2 separate regions of the Mus musculus genome follow, and region 1 is linked to region 2. Evidence: chromatin loops called from intact Hi-C (ENCODE). Cell type or tissue: left cerebral cortex. All regions are shown on one strand.

Region 1 (8,000 bases), 290 kb before region 2:
AAAAGTGTTCCTCAGATGCAAGAGTCCCTACCACACCCTCACCTCCTTAGACTCAATTCACTGCTTGGTACAAACCAGACTTATGTATATAGTTTTGAAAATAAAATGTAACCCTTGTTAATAGCTTTATTATTCTCCAATAGGCAAGCAATGTGGTTGTGGGAGGTGGCCAGAGGACAATCTCAGGTGTCAATCTCAGGCACCAACTACCTTCGTTTTTTCTGAATCAGTCTCTGGTCTGAAGCTTGCTGGGCAGGTGAGGCTGCTGGCTGGCAAAATCCCGAAGATCTGCCAGTTGCTGTATCTCCAGTACTAGGACGGTGTGTGTGTGTGTGTGTGTGTGTGTGTGTGTGTGTGTACATGAGTGAAGGTGCCTTTAAAGGCCAGAGGCATTGGATATTGTATTCCCTCGAGCTGGAATTCATGATGACCATGAGATACCTCACTTAGGTTTTGGGAACTGAGCTCTGGTCCTTCACAAGATTAGCATACGTTCTTAACTGTTAATCTCTCCTAGCTCCTCACCCTGTTCTTTTAAACTGGGTTTGGGGGATAGAACCCAGGTCCTTATGCTTGTCAGCATTTTACTGACCGGGCTATGGCCTCAGCCTCACCCTTTGTATTTTCATCAGAGGAAATGAGAAAGATGAGTAATTGCTTTGGGCACTTGGAAGGATATAACACAATTTTACAAAATTTGTCAATATCGAATGAGTTATTAGTCACAGTGAGGTGTCATGGCCACAGCTGCACATCCTTCCCCTGTCATTAGGTTCAGGCTGGAGTCCCAGTGAGGCAGCTCTGCCCCAGCACTGACTCAGGGTGAGCCGAGCGAGTATCACAGGGTTTCCTGTGAGTATAACTACTGGATCCTCTGCTTATAAGCTCAATAGAGACGTGGTGTGTGTGTGTGTGTGTCTGTTTCCATCTCTGTCTGTCTCTGTCTGTGTGTATTTGTGTCTGTGCTTCAAAACAAGGTTTCTTGTGTGTCCAGGCTGGCTTCAGACATGCCATGTGTTCTATGAATGATGGGGCAGGAGCAGCCTCCTCCTGTAAGTCTCAGGAAAGAATTGGACTGTTCCTTCAGTCAGAGGAGCCAAGGACCAGCCAGATACAGGGTACCGTTGGGTGTGCTTTCAAAGACCCAAAGAACTCTCTCAATGTGATTAAAGATTGTTGATGTTTTAGTGTAGTTTTTGTGTGCCATGGGAATCACTCTCTGAAAAGGTGTATACACACATCTGCTTTGAGACCCACAGAAATGGCATACTTCATATGGGAAGCTTACTCCTGAGCTCCTTTTAACAGGTAGCCCACCAAGGCTCTCACCTCAAACGAATGACACCTGTTCCTTTTTATCTAAGCCACAGAGTAGGAGGGAAATTTTATGGTCTCTCTCTGTCAGATGCCTCTCCCCACCCCACAACCCCCATTGTTTTCACTTCCACAAACAGGTGCATGATCTTGATTGAAGGGTCTCTCTCTCTCTCTCTCTCTCTCTCTCTCTCTCTCTCTCTCTCTCTCTCTCTCACACACACACACACACACACACACACACACACAATCATGTAAAGCTACCCCTTGAGCACTTTCCATCATGCATGGCACAGCTGTAAGATCTTGCCTTATTCAAAGGAACCTACTCAAATGAAGTGGGTAGCCATCAAAATCAAGTTCTCTTTGAGTAGTTTACCTCATTTGTAATAGAACAAAGAACCACTAGACGGAGCCAGTGTTTAAGAAATCACAGCTCTAACCTGCAGGGAGCCGTTATCCAGTGGGAGAGATGCAGCTTTACCTTCAAGTCATAGCACACACCAGTCCTGCCGAGCCATCTTCTGCTGGCAGGAGCGTTGCTTGAGTTATATCCACACAGATAGATGAAAGGTGACATTTATAATGGCCCAATTAATTTAGTCACTCTGAAAATGACATTTGATTTGGCACTTATTTTTTTTTTTTTCAGACAGATTTTGTGAGTTTGAGTGTTTTGCCTGCATGTTTGTACGTGTACTATGCACATGCTTGGTGCCTGAAGAAGTCAGACTAGGGCATCAAATGGTCTGGAACTGAAATTTCAGATGGCTTTGGCCTACTGTGAACTAAACGCAGGTCTCCTGCAAGAGTGCTCTCAGGTGCTGAGCCATCTTTGCAGACCTCCCGCACAGAACTTTAAAGTCAGGATCCCCCCCCCCCCCCCCCCGTCTATTCTCCGCAGTGCTCGACCACTCAGAGAATGCCTGGAAGGAATTGGCTCTGCTTCTGAGATTAAAAAATTGAGACAGTGTGTCTTTGCGAACCATTAAGGTGTTTCCGGAGGTGAGCCCCGGCGTCACGGGCTTCAGCGGCGGGTTTATCTTTGCATTTTATTTTGAATCTTTGTCCAGTTGGAAACTAACCAGTCAAGTAGCAATGCATCCTTCTGTGGGCATTGTCTCAGTCCCCCGCCACACGCACAGCACAACGACAGGTACACATTATGTGCAGTTGGAACACCCCCTCTTCCTTCAGTGAACAAGAGGTCCAAGTCATTTCTACCTGCTGTGAAGCCGCACCTGCTTCACCTGTGCCTTGTGGATGCTTCTCCAAGCCACAGCTATGGCTGTTTAATTAAAATCTGATGTACTTTTACTTTGGGAAGCTTTCAGAAGTAGCCCTCCTCTTTGATGCTGGACAGCCAGTTCCCGTTTTTTGTTTTTTTTTTTGTTTTTTTCACCTTACACACAAATCTTAAGAGATTGTACTGTAGCTGGAAACCCCGATGTGCCAACTCATGTTTTGTTGTTTTTCTTTTTTGGTAAAATGATTGCTCTGTAAGAGAAGACGCCAAACAGGTGAAAGCCATTTATCAACTGAGGAGGCTGCAGGCACATTGATGGTAAAGACAAACCAAAACGGCTCCTGGGAGCTGAATCTGGCAGTCACTCTGTAAGTTGTTGCCCTTAGACACTTGGTTGGTTAATTCTGGGGAAGCTGGATAGACATGCAGCTCATGCTGTTTGCAGAGCCTGAAGGTTCTGACTCCGATCTGACACCGCGTAAAGAAAGAGTCTTCTTGTGACCTTTTCGGGTGTGTGTGTGTATGTGACTTTACCAATAAAGCTGCTCACCGTGCTCTGCACACCCCAGGCACACTCTGGATAACACTTCCCGCTGCACCCAGAGGGTGCCGCTCCGGTTCCAGCCTCACCCCGTGGCTCTTGGTTACGGCTGTGTCCCCGAGGGATGCGCGCACGGTAGGGGGCGCCCTGGACCGGCTGGCTCCCTCCGCCCACGGGAGGCGGCCGCGGCGCACCGAGCCCGGGGCACTCGAGCGCACACCCGGGCGGGCCGCAGCGGGGAGGTGCGGAGCGCAGCGAGGGCGGCAGCGGGAGCCAGCCGCCGCCCCTGCGCTCCGGGGCTGCGGAGCGCATGGGGCGCGTGGAGCCAGGAACGCTTGCGGGCTGCGCACCCGGCCGCCTGCTGCGGTGAGACACGGCGCCGGACGCCCCCAGAGTCCGGCAGTCGGGAGGATGACCATGGCTGGCGGCCGGCGGGGACTAGTGGCCCCGCAGAACACGTTTCTGGAGAACATCGTGCGGCGGTCCAACGGTAAGAACTGCCTTTGGATTTCTGTCGCCCAGGTGGGTTTTGATTTTTTTTTTTTTTTTTTTTTTTTCTGAGTGCGGTGATTGCAGACGCCTCCCGCCTGGTGCCAACAGATGCGGGGGCATCCCGGAGCTCCGCTCACCAGCTTCTCTTGCCTGCGGGCCTGGGAGGTGGGCAGGGCTGGAGGGGGTCTAGTGTGCCCCATCTCTGGAGGAGAGATCTCTAGCCTACGCCTTTGGGGCCTTTTCCCGCGCCCTCCCGCTGTCCTCTCCAGGAAAGCCTGGCATTTGGTGAGAAAAGTCATGCGAAAAGTGGCTGCAGGCTGGCCACCTTCAAGCACTGCGCTCCTGATGCGCACTGGCCGCCTCCCCGCGGAGGCTCCCCGGGAGTCCTGAGGAGCAGGGAGGCCAGAGGTAGCAGCAGAGCTGGGCTACTGGTCCTGGCCCTGTTCGGGTGCAGGGACGTTGCCAACTCCACCTTCCATCCCTTAAGCAGGAAAGTCTGACCAGAAGAAACCCTTTGGCAGGGCTGTCTTATGCACCCTCGCCAACCAGCTAGAGCAAATGGCTCACGAAGGTCCGATGGTTTTTCTGGACTCAGCCGGGGAAACAGAGGGAACTAAGTGGTCCCGGGTACAAATTTGGCATCTATTGTCTCTTTTAAACCCTCCCAATCTTGTCCTCCATCACAAGCCGATTCATTACCCAAGAAACCTGTGCACAAGCACGAGGTTTTTGTAGCTGGGAGGAGAGAGTCCTACTATGACTGATGGAAGGGGAATAATTTTCGACACCTTTTTACTCAGAGATTGCAGTTTCCTATGGTTTATTAGCATGAAGCCCAGAAGGCGAAAAGTCCTCAGAGTAGCGATCCAAAGGGAGCTATCCAAACCTTTCCGACCCACAGCTTGCACATACAGTCCTGGAGATGGGGAGTTGCTGCATACACCTGTTCACCAGGCTACCCAATTCTGAGATCCCCCTAGCAGACTTCTGGGCCCCTCTCCTTCCAGAAGCAGGCGACTCTCTCCGTTGGAGAGGCTGTGGGGACCTAACTCAAGAGCTGGGTTTTGCCAGTGTAAACATGGCGTGCAGCCTTGGAACTTGGGTTGATAGTGATGAGCTTCCAGCTGAATTCAGTTAGGGATTCAATGGAAGGGCGTGAAAACTGACCCCTGCCTCTTATACAGTGTCTTTAATTAAAAAGGGACTTAAGTTTACAAGACAAAGCCCGTGGGCTACCATAGCAAATCTTACCTACTATTTAAGAGCTTTCTTAGAAATTATCTCACCTTTGTTGTGTGCCTCTTAAAGATGAGTACTACTCGGTCATTACCTTTCCCTCCAAGGTTTAAAGGAGTCTTTAAAGCAAGGTCACAGTTACTACCAGGGGCCGTGTGTGTGTGTGTGTGTGTGTGTGTGTGTGTGTGTGTGTAATGACTGCTAAACAGGCAGCCACAAGGTCATAGTCATTACTTGGGTCTGCCCCTCCCTCTTGTGTGTGTATGTGTGTGTGTGTGTGTGTGTGTGTGTGTGTAATAATTGCTAAATGGGCAGCCATGAAGAATTCCTTTGGCATACAAATCTGAAAGCGATGGTTGAAGTTAGTGTATTATTATGGCTTTTAACTGACCCGATATGGGCACTGTTTTGCAGACTTGGGGATCCCACTTGAGGGACGTATAACGTTTGCATAATAAATGCCATGAACATTATGAGAAGTCTGTCTATTGGAGAGGAGGCAGTACCCTGAAGTTAGAGGGAAACCATGGTGCACTCTGTTAGCTGGAGCACGAAGCTGCAGGCTATAGCCAGGGTGGCCTGGGCTTCTAGGGGGAGCTAAAACTCCTAAACCAACCTTCTGATCAGTTGATCTCAGCGCAGTTCCCTGGCGTGAGTATAGGTAGAACGTCGATAAAGCAGGCAGTGTGGAGTATTTTTAGCACTGGCCTTTTATCTCAGCACCTGCTCCGACAGCTTGATTCCCAACAACTAAAAAGGAACAACAATAAAGACAAGCCCAAATGATCCTGGGGAGCAGGAAGACCCCTTAAATGCTCTGTTTTAGGGTACAGAGTGCTGACTTGAAGTTTTTGTGATTGTTTTCATATTAGTCCCTGTCTATGAGTGACTAAATACTGTGAATGCTGAGAAACACATCTGCATGCATTTTACTTTTACAGAAATAGCCTGTTTAAAATATTGATCATTTCTTGAAACCTGCCAGCCTATTTTTGGTCATCACAGCATTTAAATAGCAATACTTCATAATCACCTTGCTAGGCCTTTTATCCCAGCAGGCCTGGGTGACGTTGCTGCTACTTGTCTACAGACAATAGAGTGAGCCCTAGTGTAAGAGGCCGGTTCACCGTGCCTGGGCAGAGGTGCCTGCAGCTGCTGGTCACCTGGATTTGTTTCAGTGTCAAAGCTCGGAGCCAGGGCCGTGCACAAGCCAGGCTAGCACTGTACCACCGGGCTATCCCAGACCTCATGAGGCTTCTTCGCTCTACTTGATGAGCTTCAGTTGGGGAGATGTTCTTGTCACCTCTAGAAGAATGGCTGAGAGGAGGTGCCTCGGGATTAGAACCAGCCACGTTTGGGCTGCGTTGAGTATCGAGTGTCTGGGGTGTCACAGAGCTGTAGATGAGACAGAGCTTAGATACTGCCTCGTCTGCCCGTCCTTCCTCACAACTGTGTGGGTAAGGACTCTTCTGGCAGCTTTCCTACATGTGGAGGGGTAGAGCTGAGGAGATCCAGGCTGTGCTCTTTAGAGTGCAAGAAGCAGATTTCCCAGTGGAGATGAAACAAAATGTTATATCAACAGGAACAGCATCCATGTTGGCCAGCAGCCACGCAAACAGAGCGACAGGGCAGACGAGCGAGCGAGCGAGCGAGAGCACAAGTACATTCAAGAAGTCCGGAGCTATTTGCCTTTGCAGGACAGGGTGGGGGTGGGGGATGTGTGTATACCTCCTCAGGGATCCCTGGGCCACTTTCACAGGCCTCAAGATTCAACAAAGGAAGGACAATCTCCACTGTAAGGTTAAAGAGCTGAGAGTTCTTTCTGTGAATAGTTCCCAGACTTGTCAAAATGGGTGGGTAGATTGGGGTCCAATCAGCTGGTGGAAATGGTTTATTCATTCTGTGAAGATTTACTGGACGTAGTTGTTGAACACTGGGGATAGATGGAAACAACACTGAGGATAGTAAGTTTGTTGTGTGACTTTTCTTGGAGACATGATAGGCCTGATACTGTTATCAAATATCTGGTGGCTATTCCAGTCTATGAGTTTATAGGTGCATAGGTTAGGAGTTAATTACAAGAGCATAAGTCACCCCCAAATAGCTGCCTCACCAAAGGCCCACCCAACCATGGGTGAGCGTGTGAACACTGCTTTTCTAAGTCCCACCTCAGCCTTCCATGTGCAGCAGGGCCAGGCTGTTCACACCTGGGCAGGGTCCTGTGGGTGATCACAGCTGCTCTGACTGTGACAATGGCCATGTGACACCTGGAAGATGGAGCTCTGGAAGAAAGGCACCCTGGCAAATCCTGATTACAGTTGTTGCTCATATCCTACAGCAGTGATTGGCCTCAATGGCTCCCTAGGCCTCTCAGTACATTAGAAAATAAAACACTTTAAAGGTGTTTACTGGAAACTAGTTTAACTTTCTTGGGTTGATTCTGAGTAATGCAAGAAGGAGAGATTTAATAAGTACCCGTGCTTTGGATTGCTACGAGTCAGCAGGAATGATTAGTATCCACACCTGAGGGTTTTTTCCTCCTGAATATGCCAACCATCATTTAAAATCCTATTGGTGGGCTTGAAAGATGGTTCAGCAGGGAAAAGAGCTTGTCAGGCAAGCCTGACAGCCTGAACCAGACCCACAGTGGAAGAAAAGAACCAGCTTTTAAACGTTGTCTTCTAAACTCCATATGCACTCTGTGGTTTACATACACATACATAGTCACATACACACAAAGAGACACACACAGACACACACATAGAGACAGACACACACATACACATACATAGAGACAAACACAGATATATATATATATATATATACACACACAGACATATGGACACAGAGAAAGATAACACAGAGACATATAGATACACACAGACACAGATGCCCTCACAGACACACACACAGACACACACACACACATAGACACATGGAGAAACAGATACAGACATATAAGCACAGAGATACAAACATAGGGAAAGACAGACAAACAGATAGAGACACACAAACACAGACAAATAGGCATACACACAGAGACACATACAGAAACCCTCACAGACACACAGACACACTGACACACAGAGACATACACAGTGACATATACACACATAGACACAGATATTCTCACACATATACATGCACACACATACATAGACACATACACAG
Region 2 (8,000 bases):
ATTAAATTTCCTTTCTCCTATTTCTTGTGTATAAATTGCTACGTTTTCCTGGAATAATTCTAAGATATTTTGAAATAGTTTATAGATAGGGCTAGTCAACCATTTTACCTCTTTTATTGAGTTCATATGTTGATCCAACCAAGGGGAACCAACATAATTGTATATTGTAATTCCAAGAGTGGCTAAGGATGGATGCCATAGATATGGGGGAAGCAAGGAGGGAGACAGGAGTCATGGAGGACAAATTTAATCTCTGTCATTAATGACTCCATCTACACACCTCTGTTCCCTGTTTGCAAAGGCACAGAACTGCCCCCCCCCCCCCTTGCCTTGCCCAGGATGTTGGTCCCTGGGTAATCACTCATAGGTTTCCTGTGAGGTGTCCTCACCGCACAGAGGACAGCCAGTGGTTGTGATAACTATGTAGTATTCCTGCAGAATGTGTTAGGAAAATGCAAGCTCCTATGAGTGTGGGTGAGCACACAGAGCAGCAAGTGCTGCTTTCAAAACAGCCCTCAGGGTCCCAGGAAACCTTCCGAGGTTTGGTAGTCCCTTCTTTCTTTCTGCAGACTTCTCTGCTTCCCCTTAGGAACGCCCGTTGCTCCTTCACCTCTTCATTCCAGATCAGGGCCGCGAAACTGCACATACTCAGACACCCTCATCCCTACTTTATAATAGCTCCAGGATAGCTGCCAGGTCTGAAGTTCAGGGCTTTGGCCCTGGGGCGTTTTTTGCTTTTTCCTGTCTTTGTGAAGCTCACTCAGCCCAACCAGTGAATTTGCTTAAGAGTAGGGCTGAAATCCACTGGGGAACTGAATGCTGTGATTGGCAGTAGACAGAAAGCCAGGTATGTAGGAACATCAGCTTCAGTAGAGCAGGAGTCAGTTTAGAACTAGATGGGGGTGGGGGGCAGAGAAGCTGTGCCCACCTGGTGTCCTTATTGTAGCCACAGGAAATAGGATGGCCCAGACTCACTATAGCCCCCTTCGATATAGTTGCTGAGGCTTCTCAGGGAAGCAGGAGGGACCAAGACACTTTACTGTGTGCCCTGTGCCTGGGAGCAGCTACACATCTCTTCTAAGGGGAGTTTAAAATCTACTGAGGGAAGTATCCAGCAGTGCATTTCTACCAGCTATCCCCTTCAAGTTCTGGAGTCCTGTCCGCAGCCTCATTATTCCACAAACAACTCAGAAAGTACCTCCAGAGAAAATGCATTTTTTTTAAGATCTAAAGATGTTATTAACGCACACTCCTGCGTGCTCAGGAAGCCAGTGGCAGCCTCTGTGAGTCACACTCTTGCCGCAGGATTTTCATTAGAGTTCAAAACCACTCTGATTATCAGCAGAGACCGTGTCAGGGCAAAGAGCCAGAGCAGTGGAGCCTGGGCATTGGAGAAAATCTGAAAGCTTTCAGACACCAGGAGTTTTTATTACCTACTGTGTGTATAAACCTGGGTCAGTGGAGGAGCCCTGATATACAGGCCAAAAAACCTGAATGGAAGCAGGAAGATTAGCCTGACTCCTGTCTGTGACTCCCACATGCTAAGGGCTCCTGCATATAGACTCTTTGGATTGCTGAGTGTTAGTTCCATCAGAGGAATGGGTATCTGGGGCCCTCTGACTCTGAAGCTCCAGAAGTGGCGGGGATTCCCAACACTGTATGGAAGAGGATGCAGAAGGAAGCGGCACCATTGGGGTTGGAGCTGCCTCTCATAGCAACATGGGTAGCTTTATTAGTTCCTCTATTCCCACTGCTGTGAGGACACCCAACTCTCCTGGACACTGACAAGGAGCAGGGAGGATCTCCTAGACTGCTATCATTGTTTCTATGCACAGCCACGAGAACACTCTGCTGCTTTGCCCAGGCCAGGGTCCCTGAGGCCGGGACCCCACCAAGGAGAGCAGGTGATGTGCAGGTGGACACAGAATAACTTCTGGCTGAGGCTGCCAGGGGTTGGGGGGTTTGGGAGGGGAGATCTTATTTATAGATCATTTGAGCAAGTTCCAGTTAGCCATCAGATAGAATTTTAATTCTGGCCTAATGACCTCACCCTCTCTCCTTGGCACAGAGCCCTCACATCTTCTTCATCAGACTGTTGCCAAGCTGACTTGACCTTGAGATAACTATTTAATTAAAGAACTTGACCTTGAACAACTGTCTGCTTTCTTCAGCTGTGCGTAGCTCTTCTTACTTCGATATCTTAGTTTCCTTTCCTGATGCTTTGATTTAAAAAAAAATTACTGCAGACAAAAACAACCTTAAGGAGCAAGGGTTTATTCTGGTCCACCCAGTTCAAGGGTACAGCCCATCATGGTAGAGAAGTCAAGGCAGCGTATGCTTGAAGCTGCTTGTCACATGGCATCCACAATCAGGAAGCAGAGAACAGGATGCATGCTAGTGCTGTCCAGGATCCCACATGGGAAAGGTGCCACCCTCAGTGGGCGGAGCTTCCCACATCAGTTAAATCCAGGAAGATAAGCCCCCACAGACATCTCACAGGTGATTCTGGGCTCTCAAGTTGACATCACTAATCATAGCAATGTCCTTGCCTTACAACTAGAATTCTTTTGACAAGCTGCTGGCACAGTTCAGTGGCCACTCAGGTTCTAAGTCTGCTGAGCTCTGTTCTGCTACTGTCTTGGGTTACCTCTTTCCTTTTCTGTTTTTGGTCAAAAGAATGCAAAGAATCCCCAGCTCTCTCTTTACCTACCCTCTGCTCCTCACACATCTTTGTTTTTACCTGGTCTCTCTGTAAATTCTTTTTTTTCCCCATCAATTTATTTATATTCACTTTACAGCTCCCCTCTTTTCTCAGTTCCCCCTCACAAGCCCCTCCCCCCCCACCCCTTTCCCTATTCCACCCTGGGTACCAACCCACCCTGGCACCTCTGGTCACTGCAGAACTAGGCACATTCTTTCCCACTGAGGCCAGACAAGGCAACTCAGTTGGGGGAACAGGATCCACAGGCAGGCAACAGAGTCAGAGTAAGCTCCCTGCTCCAGTTTGTTGAGGGACCCGCATGAAGACCAAGGTGCACATCTGCTACACATGGAGGAGGGGGTAGGTCAAGCCCATGTATGCTCTTTGTAAATTCTAAATGGCAGAACTAATTCAAGTTAGGTAGGCTGAGGCTCAAGGCACAAGAGAATTGGGCTTTCTCCCATAGGGAGGGGCAGGAGGCCCACTTAGCACCTAGTGAGTCATTTGGTACAGTCTGTTGGTTCTTCCAGAAATGGCCACATGACCGGGGTATGTCCCATCTTCTGGTTTGTGTGTGTGTTCCCAAGGCACTGATGTGACTCTTTTTGCAAGAACGGAAAACTCTTTCTGTTCCACGTTGAAGAACAATGAAGGGAAGAAGGGAAGCACATGCAGACACATGCATTCATCGTCCCGGGAGCAGGAGCGGAGGGAGCACGTGAGTGCTGACCTTCCTTGTCTCACTAGGCCTGCCCACTATCTTGTGAGACCAAAGATTGTTTACCAGAACTGCAGGGAAGCCCTGCTCTCCAGGAGTGAGAAAAGGAAACTTTGCCTTGCTCCACATTTTTAGTTAGCCAAGAAAAGTAACTCCATCTTGGCAGGATTTGAATTTGGTTGCATAAGAGTCAGGTACAGATAGTATTCATGTTATGAAGATGGGGCCCTCTCATCTCATTTCATGGGAGCTGGTCCTTTCAAACTGGCACTGTCCGATAGGCCTGTCTGTGGGGATGCTCTGCACTGTACTGACTTCTGCCCTGTGAAGCTTTTGGCCTTGCTAATGTGCCCTTGGAGTGTGGTCAATGCAACTGAGTAGTCAACTTTAAAATTTGCTTCATCATACCAAACTAGACAGGACAACTGTAGGCCGTATCGCAGAGGTATTTTGTGGATCTCGGTTAGGGCCTTATCCTGGGAATCGTCATCTGCCCCAATAAGAACTCTAAAAGTGAGTTTGCCTTCTCTTGGGATTATCATTAATTGATCCCACATACTCTTGAGACACCTCTGGTTCCTGATCCCATGTTCCTTTGCCACCTACAATGTCCAACAGGTTTGGTGCCAGACAATTACACACTTGATTTAGATGTGCCCCAAGTTCAAAATATATGGATAAAAATATCTCAAGAACACTTTTTTTTTTTTAGTGAGAAAATTAAAGCAAAGCTGAATGGAGCCAACCTGCCTAGGATTAGAACCAGGTAGGTGCTGGCACTGCACCTACCATGCTTGAGACAGTGAAGGTTTGTTTTATTCATGATTTCTGCGTGTTTCAGCTCATCATGGCTGGGAAGGCACTAGGGAGCAGCTCATGGTAGCAGGAGGCTGGAGAAGGCTGTACCCACCTCTGTTCTCCAGGCAGACTGGGAGAAACAAGCAGGCTGAAGCCCAGAGGTTATAACTTTTAAAGACCTGCCCCACTAACTTACTTCTGCTAACCAGTACCCACCTCCTAAAGGTTCCACAGCCTCCCTAGAACAGGTGCTGCTGGTGGGAGCAATTTCAGTTCAAAGCAGAGAAAATATTGTGTATTGTTCAAATCTAACCATGTAGGCTGAGGCTCAAGGCACAAGAGAATTGGCTTTCTCCCATAGGGAGGGGCAGGAGGCCCACTTAGCACCTAGTGAGTCATTTGGTACAGTCTGTTGGTCCTTCCAGAAATGACCACATGACTGTCAGAGTAGGTGGAAGCCTGTCCTTGCCTCTAATGGGTGGCAAAAAGGTATATTTCCAGAAGTTTTAGAGTCACCATGGATCTTTTCTGCCACCTGTCCCCACTCTTGCCTCTCATTTTACCTGGAGACATTTATTGTTCATGAGCTGTTGAGGATCCCATCCTGAAAACTGTAAACCTGAGGTTCAGGCATTAACTGACCTAAGAGCACAGGACTGTGGGCCATCAGCAGAGAATCTGTACACAGCCCACTGTGCAGTTCTCACTCCAACATGCCTTATCTTCACAGCCTTCCCCTGACAGTCCCCTAGGCACCTGAGAGGACATCAGGCTTGTTCCCACAGGCTCCCGGCAGAGGAGCAGTCTGTGGGATGGGGCAAGGGGTCAATAAGCACAGCTCAGCTGTGAGAAGCCTCCTAAGACCCAGGAGAATGTGTGGGCCCTTACAGCTCCCAAGAAACCAGCCTGCTTCTTGGTTCTAAAGAGAATGGATGTTGTGTACTCGCCTTCTGAACATTCCACTCTTTGAAAACAGACTACCTTTAGTCCATTGAGAGAGGTCTATGTTAGTTACTGCTGTGTGCATGGGTCTGTGTCCTAACACACAGATGTGAATACAACCCGCTGGAAGTTTAAGCAGAGGTGCTTAGCTGAGATGTGGGAATATGTAGTTGTCCTTGGAAGATGAGGGAAGGCTTCTTGGGGGGATTGTAAGTAGCCACCCCTCTCTTTGAAAAGCACCAGTTGACAGAATGGAAGGCAGGGTGTTGCATGCTGGAAAAAGAGGTATGGCAAACAGGTAGCTCATAGATGCTCTTGTTTGTTTTGTGAATTGTTTTAAAGAAAAACCAGTTATCAGTCACATTACACCAGCAGGGAAATGAAGCAGGCACCACAGGCTCCTGGCCAAAGCTAACCTGCCTGATTGGCAAAACCTAGAACAGAAATGCAATATAGGGAGATGGAAAGGAGCCAGGCCTTGATTCCCAAGGAGAGCACCAGACCCAAATTACCCAGGGCCTCAAAGTTTATGCACAGTTGAGCAGAGGCCCAGGTGGCAATCCCCAGGGTAAATCAGAGGCAGAAATCTCCAGCAGGCAAGGTTTCTGTGATGACACTGGCCTTTCCATCATCCATGAAAGGATGCATGTGTAGACAAAAAGAGGAAAGCTTGGCTAAGAATGGGCCTAGGTTGAGTTCTATGAGCCAAGGGCTTCGGATAAAACCAAAGGAAGTTCTAGAGTTAGCAGAGCCTGAGTCAGAGCACAGAGTGTGGGTGAGCATGGGTGCATTGAAACGCTAGTGCCAACAGCCAGCATCATGAAGTTAGCATTATGGCAGAGGGCAGCATCCTTGAGATGATCCTTGGTTGTCCTCTGGTTGCTACAGAGGTGCAGCCAACTTCTGGACTGAACAAGGTAAAGACATAGTATACCTAAGTCACTGACTTGGGCATGAAATCAGGTCTGTAGGATAGAGAGCCCATGTTGAGGCCAGGTAGACACAAGCCTGCTGCTTCTTAACAATGTAGCCTGAGACAAGGGGCAGCTCCATTTTCTGTAAAACAAGGTTGAGAATATCTGTCCCACAGGATGCTCACAAGGATCAGTTTCCACTGCAACTGTATAGTGCACATCTCTCTGTCTTTTGTGAGATGTTTCCCCAAGACTCACCCAACAGACCAGCACTCTCTCCCTTGCATGGTTTCAGAGGTTTCTGGGCTGGGAAAAGTTAGGCACAACACCTACACAACAGTTGGGTCTACTATTCCATATATAGCCTTCTATCCTTCCACCCATATATTCTACCATTTCTAGCCTCTTCCTAGTTATATATATATATATTTACACACACACACACACGTGTGTGTGTGTGTGTGTGTGTGTGTGTGTGAGAGAGAGAGAGAGAGAGAGAGAGAGAGAGAGAGAGAGAATCATATTATTATATACATACAGGCATAACTTCATGTGGCCTCTCTGACATCTGGATTCATTTGCTACAGCTGCTATGACAAATGGAGAGGTGTAAGTAGCACAAACCAGCTAACCCAGTCCTGGAACTGAAGTCCAAGGTCAAGCATTTATAGAGTCAGTTTCCTCTGGCATCTGAGGGAGAATCTCACTGCTGCTACCCATCTTCCATCCCCTTGGCTTCTGTGGTGTCACCCTTAGTTCTGGTCTCACCACATTATGCTTTCCCATGGGAACCTACATGTATCTCAGTTTCCCCTTTCTGTAAGAATAATTTTTTTGGGTTGGTCATCTCATTCTAGTGGGATCACTTTCTAACCGATGACATCTGAGGTTGCTATTTCCAGAGCTCTCTTTCTGGCATGCTAGGCATTCAGAGTTCAGTGAGGGACCATTGAGAGACCACCAACCAGCCACCCCCTACTCTCTCATCTATCTGCTTGTGCCCCTGTGAGATGGCCATGAAGCAAGATGGAGTTGGAGAAATTGAGACTACTGAACATAATGATGATTAATATTGATGTCAGCAAAAGTTTATAAGATCTAGAGTCACCTAAGAGATGAATCTCTAGCTGTGTCTGTTTGTGAGAAACTTTGTAGATTTGGTTAACTGAGACGGAAAAACCTATTCTTAAAATAGGGAGGCAACATTTGGGCTGAAGTCCTGACTAAATAAGAATGTGAGCTGAGTACCAGCATTCATTTCTCTTCTTTCTGACTGCAGACACCAAGGTGGTTAGTTTCGACTGTCAGCTTGACCCCACCAGGACTTAACTAGGAAGAGAGCCCTGATGAGGGATTGTCTGCGTAGTGTTGCTTTGGCCTGTGAACATGTATGTGGGGATTGTCTTATTTAAGTTAATGGATGTGGGAAGGCCTGGCCTAGTGTGGGTGTTGTCATTCCCTAGGCAGGAGTCCTGAACTGTATTGAGTGGAAAACCCAGGCTGATCACAAGGAAGCCAGTGAGCCTGCACATATTCATTTCCCTGTGCTCTTGACTGTGGGTATGGTATGACTAGTTGTTTGAAGTTCCTGCCTTGACTTTCCGTGATAGTGGACTATGATCTGGAATTATAAGCCAAAGAAACCCTTCTTCCCCTGAGTTATCACACATGCCTAGAATTTGAATCTACAACTGTGACTCTCTAGGACTTAGGAAGGAGATAGTTAATGTCCACCAGATGGTGTCATGTCTCTTTACCCTAGACATGAGAAAGTGAGGCAACAGTATGTTCTCTGTCCACACTCTGTCCATGGAACTACATTAGTCATGACTATGGGTTCCCCTTTACAAATGCCTCCCCAACCAATCCTGAAATGGCAGCCATGTTATGGGAGATGATCAGAAGTCTGGATGTTGAAGTTACCCAA

Evidence for each region. Peaks named below come from ENCODE experiments on the same cell type or tissue, not always from the same donor. Only the 100,000 strongest peaks of a DNase experiment are listed, where the experiment ranks them.
Region 1: a loop joins it to region 2, with 4 times the contacts of the local background. A loop is called at or near these places in 2 of 42 quality-filtered maps.

Annotation. Positions count from the first base shown.
Region 1 is chr1:192,187,496-192,195,495 of GRCm38, forward strand. Kcnh1 (potassium voltage-gated channel, subfamily H (eag-related), member 1) reads left to right here and starts at 3,282. Exons shown (of 11, transcript NM_001038607.2): 1 at 3,282-3,591. The coding sequence starts at 3,513. In left cerebral cortex, CTCF peaks have their summits at 1,733, 3,185 and 5,408; DNase peaks (open chromatin) are centred at 1,756, 3,217, 3,757, 3,995 and 3 more places; H3K4me3 peaks cover 3,769 bases; H3K27ac peaks cover 2,730 bases.
Region 2 is chr1:192,477,041-192,485,040 of GRCm38, forward strand. The region is part of intron 10 of Kcnh1 (potassium voltage-gated channel, subfamily H (eag-related), member 1); the gene reads left to right. Among named protein-coding and RNA genes, the nearest start is that of Gm31011, 35 kb to the right of the region's middle. In left cerebral cortex, no CTCF peak of the experiment used is centred here; DNase peaks (open chromatin) are centred at 3,221, 3,533, 4,618, 5,958 and 1 more place; H3K27ac peaks cover 6,001 bases.